Regions from separate parts of the Homo sapiens genome. Here region 2 is linked to region 1. The links are chromatin loops, found by intact Hi-C in ENCODE. Cell type or tissue: OCI-LY7. All regions are shown on one strand. Links, peaks and the distances in the headings refer to the core of each region. The heading gives the core; the rest is flanking DNA.

Region 1 (9,928 bases), core at 547-8,546:
ACACTGGAGATTTTATATTAAAAACATTTGACTTCTGGTTTCTCTTGAAAAATCAGAAGCTGTGGTCACATTGGCCTGCATTTCCCTGTAGTGGTGATCAGGCTGCCCCTTTCACATGGGTTCTGCCTTCTTGCAACCCCTATCACTGGCATTGTCTCCTGACACTAAGCCTAAGGGTTATTAGCTTTTGTGTGTGTGCATGTGTGTTTGTGTGTGTGTGTGTGTGTGTGGTAAGAGATACGTAACAAAATTTACCATTTTAACAATTTTTAAGTGTACAATTCAGTGGCTTTAAGTACATTCAAAATATTATACAACTATCACCATTATCTAGTTCCAAACCTTTTCATCATCCCAAACAGAAATTGTACTATTAAACACTAACTTCCCACTCCCTCTTCCTCCAGCCCCTGATCACCACTACTCTACTTTCTATCTCTATGAATTTATCCATTCTAGATCCCTCATGTAAGTGGAATCATACAATATTTGTCCTTTTGTATCTGGCTTATTTCATTTTGTGTAATGTTTTCAAGGTAGACATTTGATTTTTTTAATGGATTTTATTTTGTACAGCACAGATATTGATTTTTATTGTGCAATAAAGGTGTATTTTAAGAAAAAAAAATAAAGGCCAAATAGGACAGGTAGTTTGGGATGTGGAATCTTGACTTCTGAGCTTAAAATGATCCTCCTTTTTTCCATATCGTTATATGGAGGTTTTTAATGTGTAGTATCTAGGCAACCCAGTGTCTTTACACAGGTGTTTTACAGCTAGTGGTTAATTCTCCTGGTCTCCCCCAGAGGGCTTTCTATACTTTATAGTCAGGATATGAAGACACAGGGATGCTGTGGGGATTAGTTAAATGTGTGTGGCACAGTGTGCTGTATAAACTAACTCTCTGGAACTAGTTTTCACTCTCTGCTCTTAACTTCCACAGCTTTTACTGTCAATACCATTCATTTGGCACTTAGCACATGCTTGTTAGTTGTCTTTTTATGTTTATATCCTTGAAGGCAGGAGCTAAGTCTCATGCCTCTTTGTTTTTTCAGTCTTGTCTATAATAGCGGCTCAATCGATGTTTGTTGATGTTGGCCTCCCCCTCCCCCTCTCTTTTAAGTAGTGCAGGCAATGCACAGCTTTAAATCCAAACTCGGTTTAAACAAACTGAAAGGTTTTCAGGGTGAAAACAAAGAAGTCTTGCATGGCAGGATAGAAGGCTTGGAAGACCTGGGTTAAACAGAAGTACCAAAAAGCTGTTTGCCACAGGTTAAGAAATGACTCACACACAGCCTGACTCACCATTAAGTTCAGAGTTCTGCTAACTCTACTCCATCAAAATTTGGAGAAGAGTAATGCCCAAGCAGGGTTTGAGGAGCGGATGTTAAACGAATTAAGTGTTTTAGAGGTTTCCATTGCTCCAATTCCATTGCTCCACAGTATAAGTCGCTGTGGGGAAAGGAAAGCATGTTAGAAAAGTGTTTTGAAGGCAACTTCAAGGCTAGGGGCAGGCATACTACAAATGAGCCACCAGGCCTTTGTTACCAGGATTTTTTTAAATAGCATCTTCCGTAGTAGCAAAAGATGGGAAATAGCCCAAATTTGCTTCCATTTTTTTTAGAGATAGAGTCTTGCTATGTTGACCAGGCTGACCTTGAACTCCTGGCCTCAAGGGATTCTCCTCCCTCAACCTCCCTAGTAGTTGGAACTATAGGCGTGTGCCACCACCGTGTCTGTCTCCCAAATCCCCATTTAATAAGGGGATGAGTAAAGGAATTTTGGCACAGCTATGCAATAGAATATTGAGTTATAATAAAATAAATAAGGTAAACATAGTTATCCTGAGATGGAAGAATATTTCAAATACATTGTTGAGTAAACAAATGCAAGGTGTGCCTTGATTAATGATCCCACTTGTAAGGAACAAAAAGGGAATATGCACTCATGCTTGAATATGCAAATAATCTATTTGGAAGATGACATACAGTCATAAAGAGAATGGGACTATGGGAGCAGAGTGGTGGAGAAGAACTTTTCACTGTAGTCTTTCAGTACCTTTTTGTTTGGTGTTTTTTGGTTTTTTTTTGACGGAGTCTCGCTCTGTCACCCAGGCTGGAGCGCAGTGGCCGATCTCAGCTCACTGCAACCTCCGCCTCCCAGGTTCAAGTAATTATCCTGTCTCAGCCTCCCGAGTAGCTGGAGCTCAGTGGCTGATCTCAGCTCACTGCAACCTCCGCCTCCCAGGTTCAAGTAATTATCCTGTCTCAGCCTCCCGAGTACCTGCTACTACAGGCGCATGCCACCACGTGCAGCTAATTTTTGTATTTTTAGTAGAGAAGGGGTTTCACCATATTGATCAGGCTGGTCTTGAACACCTGATCTCAAGTGATCCACCCGCCTCAGCCTCCCAAAGTGCTGGGATTACAGGTGTGAGCCACCGTGCCCAGCCCAGTACCGTTTTATCTGAATTCTTCCATGTGCATGTTTAACTTTTTTCACTTGGACAGCATTGATTTTAACAAATATCCTTTTGCCTCTGTGATTGGTAGTAGTCCTGCAGCATATACCCGCCCCCCCACATCTAGCTCTCCTGTCCACTCCAAATAACAAGGCTGAAATAACCTTTCCTTGCTTCACAAACCAGGTGTCTCCATATTTTGAACATTCAAAAACTCACTTTCTCCATGAAAAATCACCCAAATAACCTCACTTCATACATAAACAGAATCATAACGAGAATCATTTTGTGCACACTCCTGCTTCTGAATCTTTCCACAGCTCCTAGCAGAGCATGCTGCACACTCCATGACATGCAATAGTCCACTACTTTTCCTGCAGAGTTGGATTCTGAGCCCCTGTTTACTGTGTGATAGTGTTTCCTTTAAGCACACTTCCTCTTGCATGCCTTGATCCATGGCCCCCCAGATGGCTCCCATTAGGCAGGCTTGAATTGGATGTCACTCTTTCATTGGCATGAGCCATTATAATGGCCTTGCGCTGTCAAGGCGTTTACATTTAGGCTTGCTTCCTACTTGAAATGTTTTCTAGGAAATATGGATCTGTAGAGAATGGTGGTTTCCATGGTAAATGTTCCTTCATATTTGTTTTCTTAAGTTCACTTCGGAGATACACAGCATGATTTCCTCTTTCAGTACCAGAACCACAATAGCTTTAAGTTGTCATGAAATTGTAGAACTTTAAAAAAGAAATCTCACCCACCCTGCTTAGAAAAGGGGTAATTTATTATTCTAACTGCAGGGAGTCAACTTCATATCCACCCCCAAAATTGTAGGAAAAGAGTTGACTTTTTAAAATAAAGCCACAAAACCTACACGACCTTGGATGTAAATGCTTAAAACAGATGAGCAAAATATTGATCCTCTAACACATCTAAGACTCTCCATTATGTTTCACACACAAGTAGGAACACATACATGTGTGGAGTGCTTTATAGTTTTCACACACATTTTATTTTCATACCAGTGCCTTTAAGTTAATAGGGCATGTCTTACAGCATTTACTTACAGGTAGAAAAATTAAGGCTGAGAAGTTAAGCCACTTAACAGAAGTCATACAATTAGCTAGTAAGTGCCAGGGCCCCAAATGAATTCTTCCTTTGGTTCCAAATTCCATGTTATTTTGCTACCCTGACACTGTTTCTTTGTGCCTTCGTTTTTCTAGATGTAAAATGGTAGATTTTCCGTGTCCCAGGATGCTGTTCTCAACCCTCTCGTTTTTAACCAATGTCAGCTTTTTTCACAGTCAGCAGAACACCACAATGACACTTCATGTACTTTCCCCCCTCCTGATTTAATAAACTAAGGGGGAAGAAAAGTTACCTATTCGCAGAAAGCTGGACAGTGCCATAAACATAAAGGCGTACCAGAGTCGGCCGACACACTGTTGCACTCTTTTATGAGACTGAGAAATAAAGCGTCTCATCTTTCTCTTGCCAGCAGTAGCTGGGGTAGAACATAGAACTACACAATAGCCTCTTGTTTAGTTTTATTAATTTTGAGGGCGGGTGGGACAAAGGGATCAGACTGGCGACTCCAGGGCCCAATCGCAAGCGTATACTAGGCCAGGCTGGGCCAACCGGTAGCTGCAAAAGAATGGTGGGCGGGACTTACGCTTCAGGGACGCGCTCCGCCCAGGCCGGCGCTCCCAGCCCGCCCAGGGGCGGAGCCTCCGCGGAGCGCCGCCCGCGACCCCTCCTCCCTCGCCCCTCAGCTTCTGCGGCCCGCCAACGGGAGGGGGGCAAGCGCCCGGGGCGGGGGAGCGGAGGAAGAAAGGAGGGTGTCTCGCAGAGCTGTGACCTGGGTGGGGGCCTGCTGGTAATAGGAAGCAAGAGGGGAAGGAAAACGAAGGAGCGCTTCTCCTTCCTGCATTATTTTAAGCAGGCTTTGGTGGAAGCTGCTTTTCAGCATTTCTATTATTTGTTTTTCTTCCTCCCGCAGTGGGGCGGGGAGCTGCACTGGCTCTCCCACGCGTCTATGCCGCGCTGTTGCCGCAGATTATTATTGTAGTCTTTTGCAAAACCCTTTCCTTCTTCCCAGCCAGTCCCCGCGCAGACTCTCACGGCTACGGCAACCGAGTCGTGCCCCTCTAGTGGGAAGGCGAGAGCGAGGGTCCCTTGCTTTCGCCCGAGCTCCCGGACCCCGCGGTTCAATTGTTTGAAACTTCCACGCCCCCCGGCCCCGCCTCTCTTCCGCGCTCCCCTCACTCCTCACTTCCAGGGTCCAGGCAGGCTCCCGCCCTTCTTTCCCCGCCCTCTACTCCGCCTTCCTCCCTCGTCCACCCCTCCCGCCGCCCTGCTCCGGGGCGGTCCTAGCCGCTCACCGCAAGAAGAAAAGCCACCCGTTCGTCCCCCTCCCCTACCTCCCATCCTTTGCCCAGGAGCTGCCTTGGCAGTCACGCCCCTTCCTTCCGAGGAGCTTTCTGGCTGCCTAAACTGGTAGACCCCCTGAATTACTCCTCCATCTCCGCTCTCTTTCGCCTCCTCTTCTCTTAGTTCTCTCCGCCTCCCCCTCAACTACCACCACCTCCAGTCAGTCTCGCCTCCGGCTATCCGCTGCTCCACCCTCTGGCCCGGTATCCTGCCTGTCCGCTGCCACCAAGGAGAGCCCGGACGGAGCAGCGAGGAGGGGAGCAGCCGGGAGTTGGGGCTTCCCCCCTGCCCATCCCTGGCCGCTGGCCCGGGACCGAAGCCACTTGAGCGAGCAGAGAGTCGTCACCTTGTCTTCTTTGCCTTCAGGGGTAGGAGACGCGTGGTTACTTTTCGCGGGGAACTGGGGCAGGAATCCATGGTGGCATGAACTTGGTCGTGCCCTCGGCGTGAGTGAATCGATCTAGGCGCGTGTGGGAATGCCCGTGTGTTCTACTTTCTTTGCAGCTCGCCATGAGTTTTTTTGGATGTGCAGCAAGTTAAATCGGTTAGAGTGTGCGCTGCTTTCCCGTCCTACTTCGGTGAGGAGATGCTAGTGGGTACCACTACTAGATGGTACTTTTACTTCTTTACCTCCTGGGGTTCTTGTGGGTCTCTAGGTAATTAATCACATTGAGGAGCTAAAGACCCGAGGGAAGCTGAAATCTACATTTAGCCCAGCATGCATGTCAGTGCTTATCTCAGATAACTAGATAGGTTTCTGCTAAGTGCTTAGGCTTGGGGTGGGGACTCACACTCCCTGAGGCGGGAGCAGGAGGGGTAGGACCGTGAATTCTTGAAGTTTTAAAGTCTGTGTAATCTAAAACAAGGCTACTCTTTGAGATGTGTGGTGGTGGTGGTAGTGCTTGTGGTGGTAGTGATAGTGGTGGTGAGGAGGGAGTTGCCCCTATCTGCTTTAGAAGATCCAAAGATGTTAGTAAATAGTTTTGGGGGATCTTGAGGGTGTCTTGAGGGTCCAAGCCTGGGCCACTGCACATTGGTGCTTCAACAGTAAGATGGGCTTCATGGGTTTGTGAAAATGAAGAGAAAGAAAAGGGGGAGGGAAAATAACAGTCTTTAATAGACTGTGAGCAGTTCCTGGTAGATTGCCACTAATAATAATATAATAATTTGCATAAAGGGACTAAGTAGAATTAAATGAGCAAGGAAAGAGAAAGTTGGTGAGAAACAGCATTTTCAATCTCTAGTGTATGTTTTAGAACGAACTTTTCAACAACCTGGGATGTTTAGTGCATGAAGTTCTCCTCCCTCCCCGCCATGAAGAGTGGACGTTGGGAGGCAGTTTAAAACTTTTATGAATATAACCCTCTTCTCCCATTCAGAGAAGAAGATAATTAGTCACCATAATCTTCAATGATGAAGGGCTAAGGATATTTAAGTCTCCTTGAGCTAGGCTTTGTGAAAAGTTCTTTCTCAGGCCAGCCTTTGTGAAGCCTTCTCAGTTAGACCTTTCAGCACCCTCATTTAGTAGCTAAGAATAGTTTGAAATGCCATTTTGGATGTGGTATACATTTTCATCCATCTCCCACCTATCTTCAATTGGACAAGTGCGTCAAGCCTGTAAGTGATGGTGTTCAAAGACTTATTACTGAGATGTCCTTAACCCATTGCTTATTTGGGAACACATTATTAACATACATTTTAAAATAACTTTGGTTGATTTTAATGAGTGAAAGGAAAGTAGGAAGGTAGAGAAGGGCGACAATTTTAAAGGCTATCCTGTTTCAGATCAGCTGGGAGGGAAAAGCTGGCCTGACCAAACTACATTTTATAACTGGCCTGGGACATTTTAACAGCCAGGTGGTTGTAGAGTAGTTGCCTCTATTTACAGATGATAACTAAGGTTCCAACTATTCTGTATGGGTTTATCCGGCGTCATTGACAGACACTTTCTGGCACTACATCATACTTCATTTTAAATTACTTCTTTCCTTGGAAAAGTTCGTGGCTTTGTAAAATTGTAAGTGCTTTTTCTACCTTCACAGTCTAGATGTGAAGTAAACCTCTGACCACAATTGTATGTGGAGTCACTTTTACATGAAATTTGTGGATCTGTTTACCTATTTAAAAGATTTTAGAAAGGGAATTTTAATAATTCATAGTCAATGCAGTTTTGGATTTGGAAATTAAAATTTCATTTCTGGTTTATGAAGTTTGATTTATTAGACTAATTCCCAACAAGGACATTTGTAGAGTTGCTTTTTCTTTCTGAGGTTTTGTAAAGACTGCATCAGACTCTAGAATGCTTTAAGAATAGCCTAATCAGAAGGCAGGGGGATGGATACTATGACCTTGAGGTCCCATTGAGTGCCAGAATTCTAAGTGGGTACATCTGCTTCTGTGCCTCTCCCAAGAGCCCTCTCCCAGGGCCTGCGCCTTCTTTAAAAGGGTGTCTTTGTAATTAAGCGGCCCTTCTTCCCCATCCCCCTTTCTTCCTTTGATCCAGCTTTTTAAGGCCTTTTTTTCCATTTGGAGACAAGAGGGGTTTCTCACACTTTCCTGTTCCCCTCTTAACGCTTCTTTTCCTTTACCCCAGAAAAGTCCCCTGAAGTTCTCAGGATGGTTAGAAGTTGTTTTGTTTTGTTTGGGGCGTGGGGGTGGAGTGGGGGAGTTGTTACCAATGAGGAGGAATAGAGGATATATTCCCTCTTGGGAAATGCTTGTGACCAGGTAGCCTCCTCCATGGAGACTGAGCATTTGGAATGCATGAGAACAGTCTATTCTTGGGGACTGTCTGGTAGAAATTGTCCTTTGCACCCATTAAGCCCAGCTTAAACACTGAAAGGGGTGGGGAGAGGTGTGTGTGGTCGTACTGGAGCCTTTTAGGATGGTAAATGGGTAAATGTTTCCAAATCTCCTATTACATCATCTCTTTCTCCCATGGATTCAGTAGGTTTAGTGATCTGCTTGACAAGTTAATTAGCTGGGGACTAAACCAATTTGTTTAGAATTGTGATCCATTGATTTCCTGTCCCCAGGAATTTTTGTTGGTGTTTTACTATGATGTGTTGTCTTTAGTCTTACTTACTTTTCCCTCCTTGCTGCCTTTTGTGGACTTTGGTCCAAATTCTAGGGTTCCACCCCCAAGTCAAAGGTTAGAATTTTGTCCCAGGAACTAAGGGGGTATTAAACAGGCTGGCCATACTGCATTACTCTCCTCCATGGTGGGCTTCTGACCCCTTTTAACCCAGAGAAAGGAGGGAAGTCGCCCCTTCCACACACAACACACACAATCTGAACAAAAAAAAAGAAAAAGAAAAAGAAAGAAAGAAAATAGGAGGTCATTTGCTTTATAAAAGAATCCACAACAGGTTTTCTTTGTAAGTACTAGCTTTCCTAGTTAGTGCCTTTAAACTATGACTTGATATATAAAAATTCACTCTAACTGGGCCTTCTCGGAAGCATATTTATTGCATAAAGGAATACATAAGAATTTGTAATGATTATCGCTTAAATTAAGTGAGGCCATTATTTGGCCTTTGAAATCTTTTTGTTATATGGAATGGAGTTAGTTAATTGTCTAAATCATTCTGGCTTGTAATAATGCTGGCCACGTTAGCTCTGGCCTACAACTGCTTGCAGAAGAAAGCTAGTATTACTTTTTGAAAATAAATCAGACTTTATAGATTTTGAACAATTCTAAGGATGAGACTATCCACCCCATATAGGTAAAATGTTTTATTTCCAGCTACTGTATTTGACTAACCCAGGGATCCAGAAAGTTATTTCTAGTAAATAATGGCGACTGATGCCACTTTAACCTAAGAATCTGCAATAAGATTTCCTAGTGAGCCTATTGGTGAGAAGGACCTGGGCTCTAGGCCCAACTGTAACTCGGTTTACTACCTCTGTTAAGTTTTTTTTTTTCCACTGTAAATTATGGGTTTGGACAGGGTAATTTTGAGAGCCAGTTCTTATACGTTTATGGTTTTCTTTCTAGGCCTCAATATCTAGTATGAATGTGAATGATTGCTACTAGAATGAAGTGCAACAGTTGTTAGAAATTCAATCATCTAGTCATCATGTTAAAGAAAAAAAGATCCTGTAAGGATATATGAATATAGATGCATTATGTTTTACATTTTAACAACCCAAAATTAAGAAGCTAAGACTCTGTCCAAAACTTCAAGAATTCCATCATCCTAAGAGATCACCTGCTTTCATTTTTTCTAGTTCCTTTCAAGTCCTGGTTCCTGTACTAACATGAGTTTTAGATAATTGGAGCCACAGATATATACAATGTTGCTTTTCAATAAGAGCCCACCCAAGACTTAACTTTGTGAACCCATGTGGAGGAACTAAGTCAGAATCTGACCGAGGACACATGAAGACTCCCATATATTTTGTTTCTCAAATGCCAGGAGAGGCTAATGGATATAATAAGTAATCCCTAAACACTCTCTGTGATTCAGGAGTTGTTCATGTATCTAGCAAGGCTGTTAATTTAATTCCTTTGACCTCCTGTTATCCCTCCCCCATTCTTGTTAACAACAACAACAACAAAACTAGGGTCCACTGTTTACTTTGTGTAAATCATTGGCAATGATTTTTAAGTCACTGTATGGTGAAATCCCATCAAGTGAGTATAAATTTGAGTGGAATATGAAATCTCCAGAATGAGAAAGGAGAAGCAGGAAAGCACAAATATACTTGTTTTGTAGCATGGAAAATAATATGTTTAAATTAGACTAAAAGATAGCAAAGAAACTAAGGATTTTAGACAGTTAAATAAAAGACAAGAAGTGCAGCAGCAGAATGGCCCACACATAATGGGTTCTTCATCTGAGGTCTTCACCATGTAGTCAAATTTCATAGTTCTTTAATTTTCCTTTGATAACAAAGGTGTGGTATACATGTGATCTCTAAGATTTGATGGATTAGCCAGGCATGGTAGCTCACACCTGTAATCCCAGCGATTTGGGAGGCAGAGGCGGGCGGATCACCTAAGGTCAGGAGTTCAAGACCAGCCTGACCAACATGGT
Region 2 (9,928 bases), core at 580-8,579, 160 kb after region 1:
CAGAAATAATACCACACATCTACAACCATCTGATCTTTGACAAACCTGACAAAAACAAGAAATGGGGAAAGGATTCCCTATTTAATAAATGGTGCTGGGAAAACTGGCTAGCCATATGTAGAAAGCTGAAACTGGATCCCTTCCTTACATCTTACACAAAAATTAATTCAAGATGGATTAAAGACTTACTTGTTAGACCTAAAACCATAAAAACCCTGGAAGAAAACCTAGGCAATACCATTCAGGACATAGGCATGGGCAAGGACTTCATGACTGAAACACCAAAAGCAATGGCAACAAAAGCCAAAATTGACAAATGGGATCTAATTAAACTAAAGAGCTTCTGTACAGCAAAAGAAACTACCATCAGAGTGAACAGGCAACCTACAGAATGGGAGAAAATGTTTGCAATTTACCCATCTGACAAAGGGCTAATATCAGAAGCTACAAAGAACTTAAACAAATTTACAAGCAAAATCAAGCAACCCCATCAAAAAGTGGGCAAAGGATATGAACAGACACTTCTCAAAAGAAGACATTTATGCAGCCAACAGATGCATGAAAAAATGCTCATCATCACTGGCCATCAGAGAAATGCAAATCAAAACCACAATGAGATACCATCTCACACCAGTTAGAATGGCGATCATTAAAAACTCAGGAAACAACAGGTGCTGGAGAGGATGTGGAGAAACAGGAACACTTTTACACTGTTGGTGGGACTGTAAACTAGTTCAACCATTGTGGAAGACAGTGTGGTGATTCCTCAAGGATCTAGAACGAGAAATACCATTTGACCCAGCCATCCCATCACTGGGCATATACCCAAAGGATTATAAATCATGCTGCTATAAAGACACATGCACACGTTATGTTTATTGCAGCACTATTCACAATAGCAAAGACTTGGAACCAACCCAAATGTCTAACAATGATAGACTGGATTAAGAAAATGTGGCACATATACACCATGGAATACTATGCAGCCATAAAAAATGATGAGTTCATGTCCTTTGTAGGGACATGGATGAAGCTGGAAACCATGATTCTGAGCAAACTATCGCAAGGACAAAAAACCAAACACCGCATGTTCTCACTCATAGGTGGGAATTGAACAATGAGAACACTTGGACACAGGGTGGGGAACATCACAGACCAGGGTCTCTTGTGGGCTACGGGGAGGGAGGAGGGATAGCATTAGGAGATATACCTAATGTAAATGAAGAGTTAATGGGTGCAGCACACCAACATGGCACATGTATACATATGTAACAAACCTGCACATTGTGCACATGTACCCTAGAACTTAAAGTATAATAATAAAAAAAGAGTTTTGTATTAACATCTTGATGGAAATTTTCACTAAATCTGTTTTCATTTATTTAATTATTTATTTTGAGATGGAATCTCACTCTGTCGCCCAGGCTGGAGTGCAGTGATGTGATCTCGGCTCACTGCAACCTCCACCTCCCAGGTTCAAATGATTCTCCTTCCTCAGCCTCCCGAGTAGCTGGGATTGCAGGTGCCCACCAGCATGCCCAGCCAATTTTTGTACTTTTAGTAGAGATGGGGTTTCAACATGTTGGCTAAACTAGTCTCAAACTCCTGACCTCAAGTGATCCACCTGCCTCGGCCTCCCCAAGTGCTGGAATTACAAGCATGAGCTACCGCGCCTGGCCACTAAATCTGTTTGTATTGGTACATAATACATGTACATATTTTCAGAGCACAAATGATAATTTGATACATTCATATAATGTGTAAAGATTAAATCAGGGTAATTGGAACATCTATTGCCTTAAATAATTCTCTTTTCTTTATCTTAGGAACATTTGAATTATTCTCTGCTAGCTATTTGGAAGTGTACAATAGATTAATGTTAACTATAGTCACCATACTGATCTATCACACACTAGGTCTTATTCTAACTGTATATTTATACCCATTGGCCAACCTGTACTCATCCTCCTTCCCCGCTGGTTTCCGAGGCCTCTGGTAATCATCAATCTACTCTCTATCTTCCTAAATCTGTTTTTTTAAAGTTTACTTAAACATAAATATGCTTACAGAAAGATACTCATAGTAGTGTGAATATAATGCAATTTAGTTTAACTTACCCTATTCAATTTGGACCCAAAATTTGGTACATGATTTTAGTTAAAAAAAGGATTTGCAATCTGTTTTATTTTCATCTACTATAAATATAATAAAAATCCTCCCTCAAAAGCTGTTAAAGCAGGCAGCAAGATCCATGAGCAAATTTATTTTTGGTTTACTTCTGAATAATACACAAATTGCACTGCAAAAGCTTAAAAGTTGGTGCAGCAAAATATTTTTGAAATGCATTTTAAAATATATTTTGAAACATATTGTGTAGTGGAGAGAAGCCTATGTGTAACATATGAAACAACTATAACAGCAATCCCATTTTTGTTAATATTGTGTGTAGCTTATAAATCTACACAGACCAAGATAGAAGTAACTTCTTGAATCCGAGTTCCAGTGGTATGCTGAAGCTGGCTTGTAGCAGCTTCTAAGAATCGATTGTGTGTATCTCTTCCCAATTCTACTTTTACTGATGTCAAGCTGGTAGCTTGAAATTGGCTGTGATGGGAGTATTTATACTATGGCAATCAGCAGATGCCACAAATCAGGGCTCTTTTGCAGCCCTCCACCTCCCACCTCCTGAAGCCAGTTACTAAATGTTTACCAACACACCACATCACTGCTTAACACTATCAGTTCATCCTTCGAGGTCAAAAAGGAAACTCAACAAAAGAGTTATTGGTTCTCATTTTTATATACTAAAGAAATATAAGTTTCATCTCTAGGTTTTCAATCTATAACTGAAACTATAGTTTAGGCAAGGAGTACCTTCCATATCCAATCTGTATTGGTGACAGGTCATGGAGTTCACATGGTTTTAAATTTGCAAACACATATATACAAATTTCCCGAAGTTCAAGGGCAATGGGATTCTAGAAATGATTTTTTTTACAAAATAAATGCTTCTGTCTTGGAAGACTAGAACAGAACATACTAATAAGAGAAGAAGACGCTCTGACAAAAGAGGAAAAAATAACTTAAAATATGTTGGAAAACAACATCAACAGAGGTTCAAAGGATAATTAACAGAAAAATATATTTTCATAAAACTACCAAATGTTTGGCTTAGCTGAATTCCTGTGTGTTGCTAACTCACAGGGAATAGATTTTAACTAGTGTGGGTTAACTGGCACCTTAACAAAGCTGACAGCAAGCAGCATTTATTTTTATTTCACAATTTTCCCTTCCTTTCCAACCTCTTTCTCCTCGTAATCAACACAATGTCTCTACTATAATATACTGATGTGTGTTTAACCAGGGGTCAACATCTTTTCTCCGTAAAGAGTCACTTAGTAAATATTTTTAGGCTTTGTGGACCATAAGATCTCTGTCACAACTACTCAACTCTGCAAGTGTAGCATGAAAGCAGCCATAGATGATACATAAGTGAATAAACAGTGGGAGTGTGCCAATAAAACTTTACAAAAACAGACAGCCTACTGGATTTGGCATGCACAGTCTCCGGCTTGCTGACCCCTTGTCTAGACTGCAAAATGCTGTGGGGGTGTTCATCTCATTTGGGAAATGCTATTGTATACAACAGTGTTTGGCAAATGAAGGATGGGGATGGGGGTATATATCAGAATCACCTGTTACCCATATCTTACCCTTGCAGAATCTCTTATTCCAGACTGATTGAAGGCAGGATTTAGGTATTCCCTAGTTTCCTTTCCAATACCCATTTTAGCACCATCCTGTCCCCTAAATACATTACAAGAAGTGTTCCTTTCTCAAGCCTTTCCACATAATCTTACGAAAGCAAGGCTGAAGAGCATTTTTAATTGAAAACATATCAAGAGCCACAAGATGCAAGCAATTTTTTTCTGAGAGAGCGTTCAACTGTTAAGAACAGGAAATAAAATTTTGTCCAATAAATTAGATTATTATTTATTATACACTTAAGTGTCTATAGAGAAAAGAGGATAAAAGAGGAAAGTAAAATGGTATTCTTCTTAGAGTTTCAAATAATGATAGGTTCCCCAAATGACAGGTGTAGTCACTAAGCAAAGGGCAATATTTACTGCTGTGCATAGAGTGGGGATCATCTATTTTTTATATGTCAACATTTTCAGCCGTATCTCACACAGTTACTACGTGTCAGTTAATATTAACCTATATTTAATGAAGGAGGGCCTAACATTTCTTTTTACATAATCCTATGTCTGAAGCAATGGTTCTTAAGGGAATGACAGCTGGGAGGTTATAAAACTTAGTTGGGGGGCTTACACTGCCAAAAGTCTAACATTCCACCTAAGGAGTCATCTGTGCTTCCCCCAGAAACATGATGGCCTCAGTAAGCCATGATTACAGATGGGAATGGATTTATCACTGTGTTGTAGAACAAAACGGTAAAAATTGCTGATGGAAAGTTGCTAGATAGACAAATACATGCATGAATATAGGATCATATCACTGATAAAAGGCAGGACACAGGTGGTATACACAGAAGGCAGGAGAAACTTTGTAAGTTCATTAAATAATCACGGTACAATTAATATGTTAATTTACGGTCATATTTTGAATTATTGCCACAACATGCTAGAAAATAGGCCTAATCACCTTTGTAGCATTCTGGTGAGGGAACTGGGCCATCAGAGAAGCATGGATACTTTGGATCAGTCCAGTGTGCTCTGTTAATGTAACCATTCTTCCTTCTAAATCATTTGGATTTGTTCAGCAAAGTTCCCCATTCACAGGCCATCTAGGAGGGGAAAAGAGACATGTACGAAAATAATAATAATAATAATGATACTAGGTAGAAGATAATAAGTTTCCCCAAATATGAAGTGTCAGGGACATTCACAGGTGGGAAATATGACATCGGGTTGGAGTAGAACATCAGGCAAAGCTCCATTCATCTCCAGACCACTCAGCTCTTTTCCCAAGCAGAGTAGCAGTTATTAGTGCACTGGGATAAATTAAACACTGACTTTTGATTGTATTATTACTATAAAAATATATTAGTTATTCCTTTCAATGTATGATTTCCACAAATTCTGAAATGTAAGCTCATTACATCTTGGAGCCAAAGATTGCTCTGCTGGAGCATCTTCCCCATCAGGCAATGGAAATCAGTTTGGGGAGAAGAGGTTGTTCTGTCTTATTCTATTTAGGCATGTGTTCTCTCAGTCACTTCTAGCCACATGGGTCTGCTACCTACCATGGTAGAGATTATCTAGGGCATTGGAGGAAAATTAGAGAAAATCTCTGTTCCTCAGCAGGCTTTTGGGCAGCAAGTGAGGAAGTAAGATAACGCAGTTCAAGCGCGGGCATGCCTGCGCGCATGCGCGCGCGCTCGCGCGGACACACATACACACACACGCGCGCGCGCGCGCGCGCGCGCACACACACACACACACACACAGAGCTGCTTTGTCCGCTGTGAGGTTGGAGGTTTGGGGACTCTGTGCCCACTAAGCTACTTTCTATTTCAAGTGCCTGTATGTCTGAGGCTGGGTTTGAAGCCTCCAGCGTGTTTGGAGTTAATCCCCATTAGGTTGGACTCCGCCCCTTTCTCCCAAAGGTAAAGCAAGGTTTTCAGGCATCACTGCAAAGGGCAGCTAGTATTCCCATCCTTGTCTAACAAGCTGTAAGGAGAAGTTGTTTCTGAGATCTGAGCCTGAAGAGAGGGAACAAGTCAGTCAGCCTTCGTGGTCAGAAGGTAAATATGCAACTTGGGCCAAATGCAATTCAAACAGCTGGATAAGAAACTGCTTTGCTCTCCCCTTGCTCAGCCCCCCCTTCTCCCCTTCCTTTCTCAGGTTTCCTGTCCTTTCATCTCAAAGCTCAGAGAAGCCGTTTTCTACCCGAGGGCAGCCTGGTGCTTTTTTATTTCTTCATAGTCCGTTGTTTGCACAGAGGCTAAGATGAATCAGGGCTGGATTCCTATTTCATATTGACAAGATTTGAGGACCTAAGGGTTAAGTGCTAGTTGGTTTCCCCAGGGGAGTTGGTAACCTGAGGAGATGAAGTGCCTGTTTCTGGGAGTGGAGAGAGTGATTTTGTTATGACCTGTCTATACAAGTAAAAATGGATCCGGTTTGCTAATGTGGTAGGTTGATCTCCTGGATTTGCCTAAATCTAAGGGGTTATGCGACGGAAATGGGGTAATGAAGTTAAACTGAAATGCAAATATTGAGGCCTCTCAGGCTGGAAATAAAAGAATGCATCCATTTGGTAAATATTTATGAGTTCCTACTATGTGCCAAGGCATGACAATTTCCAGAAGAACCTGAAATACTTAAACTATAAATCCATTCTTGCAAAGAACACTTGGCCAAGTGGTTTCATTTTGTGGTGGGGAACTGAAAATAGAATGAAGCCTAGGGGTGAGGAAAAATCACCCATGGAGTGGTTGTGGGGAGAGAAAGGGGAAAGGAGAGATGTTCTAAATCTTAGGTGGTTTCAAGTCTTTTCCATTACTTATGAGAGAATAGGGTCTTTTCTGGTAGAAAGGGAGAGAATTGATACCTACTCTGGTGTTAGGTATAGTGCAGATGTTTCACTTGAATTTTATGCTTAATCATTTCCATTTTATAAATGAAACCAAAACTCAGAGGTTTTAAGTGATCTTTTTATGTGCATATAGCCTGTAAGGGGCAGACCTCAGGACTCTGTCTCTGATCTGATTCCAAAATTGTGACTTTTCCACTAAAACAGTATTCCTCAATCATTAGTTCCCATTAGAATAAATTGAGGATTTTTAACAATATGAATTCCCATAAATTCGAATTCAGTGAATCAAGGAGGGGGTGACATAGTCTGCATTTTGAACAAGCATTGAAAGTGATTCTGAACAAGCATTGAAAGTGATTCTGTTGAGACAAACATTCTTGATATACCATGCTGCCTCTCAACTTCTCTGAAGTGATTGGAAAAGCAATCAGCCCATCTTCTTCCCATATGGGCCAGATTCACTCAATAGAAGTGGTCAGCTGTGGTGACATTTTATTCCCAGCTTATACAATGGAGTGGAGAGACTAATGGGCAACAATAACAGGGCTGGGGTTTAGGGCTTAACAATGTCTTGCCAGGGATCTTGATAGGGGTAGTTTCTAACCAGCTGAGAGTGTGAGATAGAACTCGTAGCCAACCAGCTTATCACTGAAGATGATGGCACCTGTCTAGCCAGAATAAGAACTGAGATGAAGATCTCTCATTGGTACCTCACTTTTAAAATCATAGGATAGATGGGGAGCTCAAGGAGCAGCATCTTGGGGAGAGGGAAGGAGAGAGAAGCTCATATGAAATTTGGGGAGGTTATTCCAGTTCCTACCTTTCCAGTCTCAAACTCTGGAGAAAGGAAATAGCCCAGGGCCTGATGTGGAGGTTCTTTTTATGAGCTCTCTTTGTCTCTGCATGGTCAAATATATTTATTTAGAGTTGATCATTTCAAAGTTATCAATTGCTCAGTTAGTCCTTTCTCTCCACTTAGTCTCTGGCTTCCTGCCTTTTAATGCCTTACCTGCTTGTGAGCATTCCCACCTCTGGATGGAGAGATGCAAATAAACACATAAACTCACCCAACACAGTTTTGCTGGTCTTTCTACCCCAAACTAAAAAAGGAGGGAAGGAAGAAGAAGGCCCAGAAAGAAGTTCAGCAAACATGAAATCTGAGGAATTTGAAATAAAAGACACAAGTCAAAAGAGAGATCTTCTTAGAGTCACCAAGATGAGTGAGTACATCATGAGATGATTTCAGGCACAGGAGAACTCAGAGCACTTCTCATAATGGAGATAGCCAGAGGAGAAGAAACCCCTGAGGGAGACAGGTAGCAGAACATGAGGAGAGAAATGTTTGGGGAGTAGCAGTATTTTTTTTTTTTTTTGAAGCTTTGTCTGAAACAGAAAGATCTAGCATGGTCAGGCTGCTTATATACCCAACTTGATATAAGGAGTCACATCGGTCCAACACGTTTCTCTGGAGCAGGACTCTATTTACCCACTGGAAACATATGCCTGCATATCTCATTCATTTCCTAGGGAAGTCTCAACTCTGAGTAAGATGTATTTGTAACAGGATTGGCAGGAAGACAATGCACACTGTCTGGGGGCGTGAGGAGAAAGGCCTGTTCACGTTCCTTTGCCAACACCAGTGCCAAGAAAGCTGCTCTTCACAGACCAGTCCTAAACCAGCAGTCTTGCAGGCATGTTTCCCTCAGCAGCTGTTAAGTCACTGACTCCCTTTCTTACCACTTCATGTTCTAGTCTTTAATTTGCTTACTGTTTTGCCTGTACCCTCTTACCCTGGGAAAGGCAGTGCTTTCCTTAACTCAGAAGTTGCACAACAAGCTCAAGTGGAAACAAAAGGATTTGTGTCTTTTTCTGTGGGTACTGGGGAGGAGGTGATACAGGAAGGAATAGCTTTGTTTTTCTCCACCAAGAGAAATATAAAAGCAACGTTTCACTTTCATTGATACTTCATTGTAAGTGCCCATACATTAGTAGGTATACAAGAAAGTGAAAAAAGTGAGAACAAATGATTAAAGGCTTGGCAATTGGACACCACAGGGAGAGGGAGAATGCTCATTATGGGGAAAAAGGCTAAAGGTCTCCTGCTAGCAATCTGAGTTGATGAAGGGCTCTCATTTGGAAGATGGTGGCTAGCTGTTCTCCATTACCTCTGAGGACCCAACAAAAGGATCTGGCCTTAGGTTGCAACAAGAAAAGTTTATAAAGGCATATAACAAATTATTTATTGACGGTGAGAGTTGTTAAGCTACTAAGAGATATTATAGATTTCCCTTTCCTAGAGTTCTTTAAAAGTAATGGAGATAACCATTTGCCATGTATGGTTTAGGTGGGTTTCCTGCATCATATAGGTTGAGGTGACTTCTACCCACGAGGCTGTGCTAGAATGGCTAGCATTATCTCTAAAGATGAGCAAACATTAGGCTTTAGTAAGGATAGCAAATTCAGAACAGAACTCATATTTTTATCCTATTTATTACAACTTTCTGGCAACATCCACTGCATCTCATACAACCAATCTCGGAAACAGGCTTGCGGCCCATCTAGCAGATTTAAAAACCTGAGGAATGAGGGATAATGTGACACCTAAAGAGAGAGGTTCAACTGCAATCCTATCAATGCCTGGTAACTTGACCACTCTACAAGAGCATCAGGGTGAGTTCTTGGTTCCTGAAATCCAGTGTGGCTGTTTGGCTGGATATTCCAGGACAGGGAAACAAAGCTGTTACATACATGAAGTATACAACAGGAATTAAGATAGAATAAAATATAGCATTGTTTGTGATTTCTAGTTATGTAAATATAAAGCGACTTAACCGGTTTCTGGGAATGAACTTGGATTGCTTTGGAGGGTTGTCATGAAGGAGATTACTCCATTGCAGGTGGCATAACTAAAAGCATTTTCTAGAATACACTTCACTGTCCACCACATGTGAACATAAAGCAGTGTGTGAACAGACTCCATGTGCCCTGCAGCCTCTCTATCCAGCCACAAGGGAAGTTGGGCTGAGACTCATATTGTGTTCAGAAGCTATTAAGTAATTGGATCTCTGAGATCTCTTTCTTGATTGCGTTCAAGTCAAGTCGATGATTTAGAAAGGTTTGCATTTAAAGTGTATAAGCTTCATATCTTCAATGTTTAATTCCATAGTCACTTTTAACTTTATATTGTTTGAGTCCTGAAAAGAGAATATTAGAGAATTATCTGTGGCAGTGATTCTTAACCTGCTGTCCACGGATTGTGCTAGCCCACAACATCTCTAGTCCTAAATAGGGTGACCATTTCATCCAAGGTTTTTTGGGACTTTCCTGGTTTTATCACTAAAAATTCCACATCCCAGGAAACCCCTGA

Evidence for each region. A loop is a pair of places that touch in the nucleus more often than their neighbours do. Peaks named below come from ENCODE experiments on the same cell type or tissue, not always from the same donor. Only the 100,000 strongest peaks of a DNase experiment are listed, where the experiment ranks them.
Region 2: a loop joins it to region 1, with 2.3 times the contacts of the local background. A loop is called at or near these places in 11 of 110 quality-filtered maps.

What each region holds. Positions count from the first base shown.
Region 1 is chrX:112,835,781-112,845,708 of GRCh38, reverse strand. AMOT (angiomotin) reads left to right here and starts at 4,878. Exons shown (of 14, transcript NM_001113490.2): 1 at 4,878-5,257. LOC107985651 (a long non-coding RNA gene) reads right to left here and starts at 3,983. Exons shown (of 3, transcript XR_001755993.2): 1 at 3,841-3,983; 2 at 1,304-1,450. RefSeq lists a silencer at 4,033-4,372. In OCI-LY7, for the core only: no CTCF peak of the experiment used is centred there; DNase peaks (open chromatin) are centred at 4,128 and 4,788; H3K4me3 peaks cover 1,594 bases.
Region 2 is chrX:112,675,668-112,685,595 of GRCh38, reverse strand. It overlaps LHFPL1 (LHFPL tetraspan subfamily member 1), which reads left to right and starts at 5,658. Exons shown (of 4, transcript NM_178175.4): 1 at 5,658-5,767. In OCI-LY7, for the core only: no CTCF peak of the experiment used is centred there; DNase peaks (open chromatin) are centred at 5,395, 5,845 and 6,105; H3K4me3 peaks cover 1,850 bases; H3K27ac peaks cover 1,905 bases.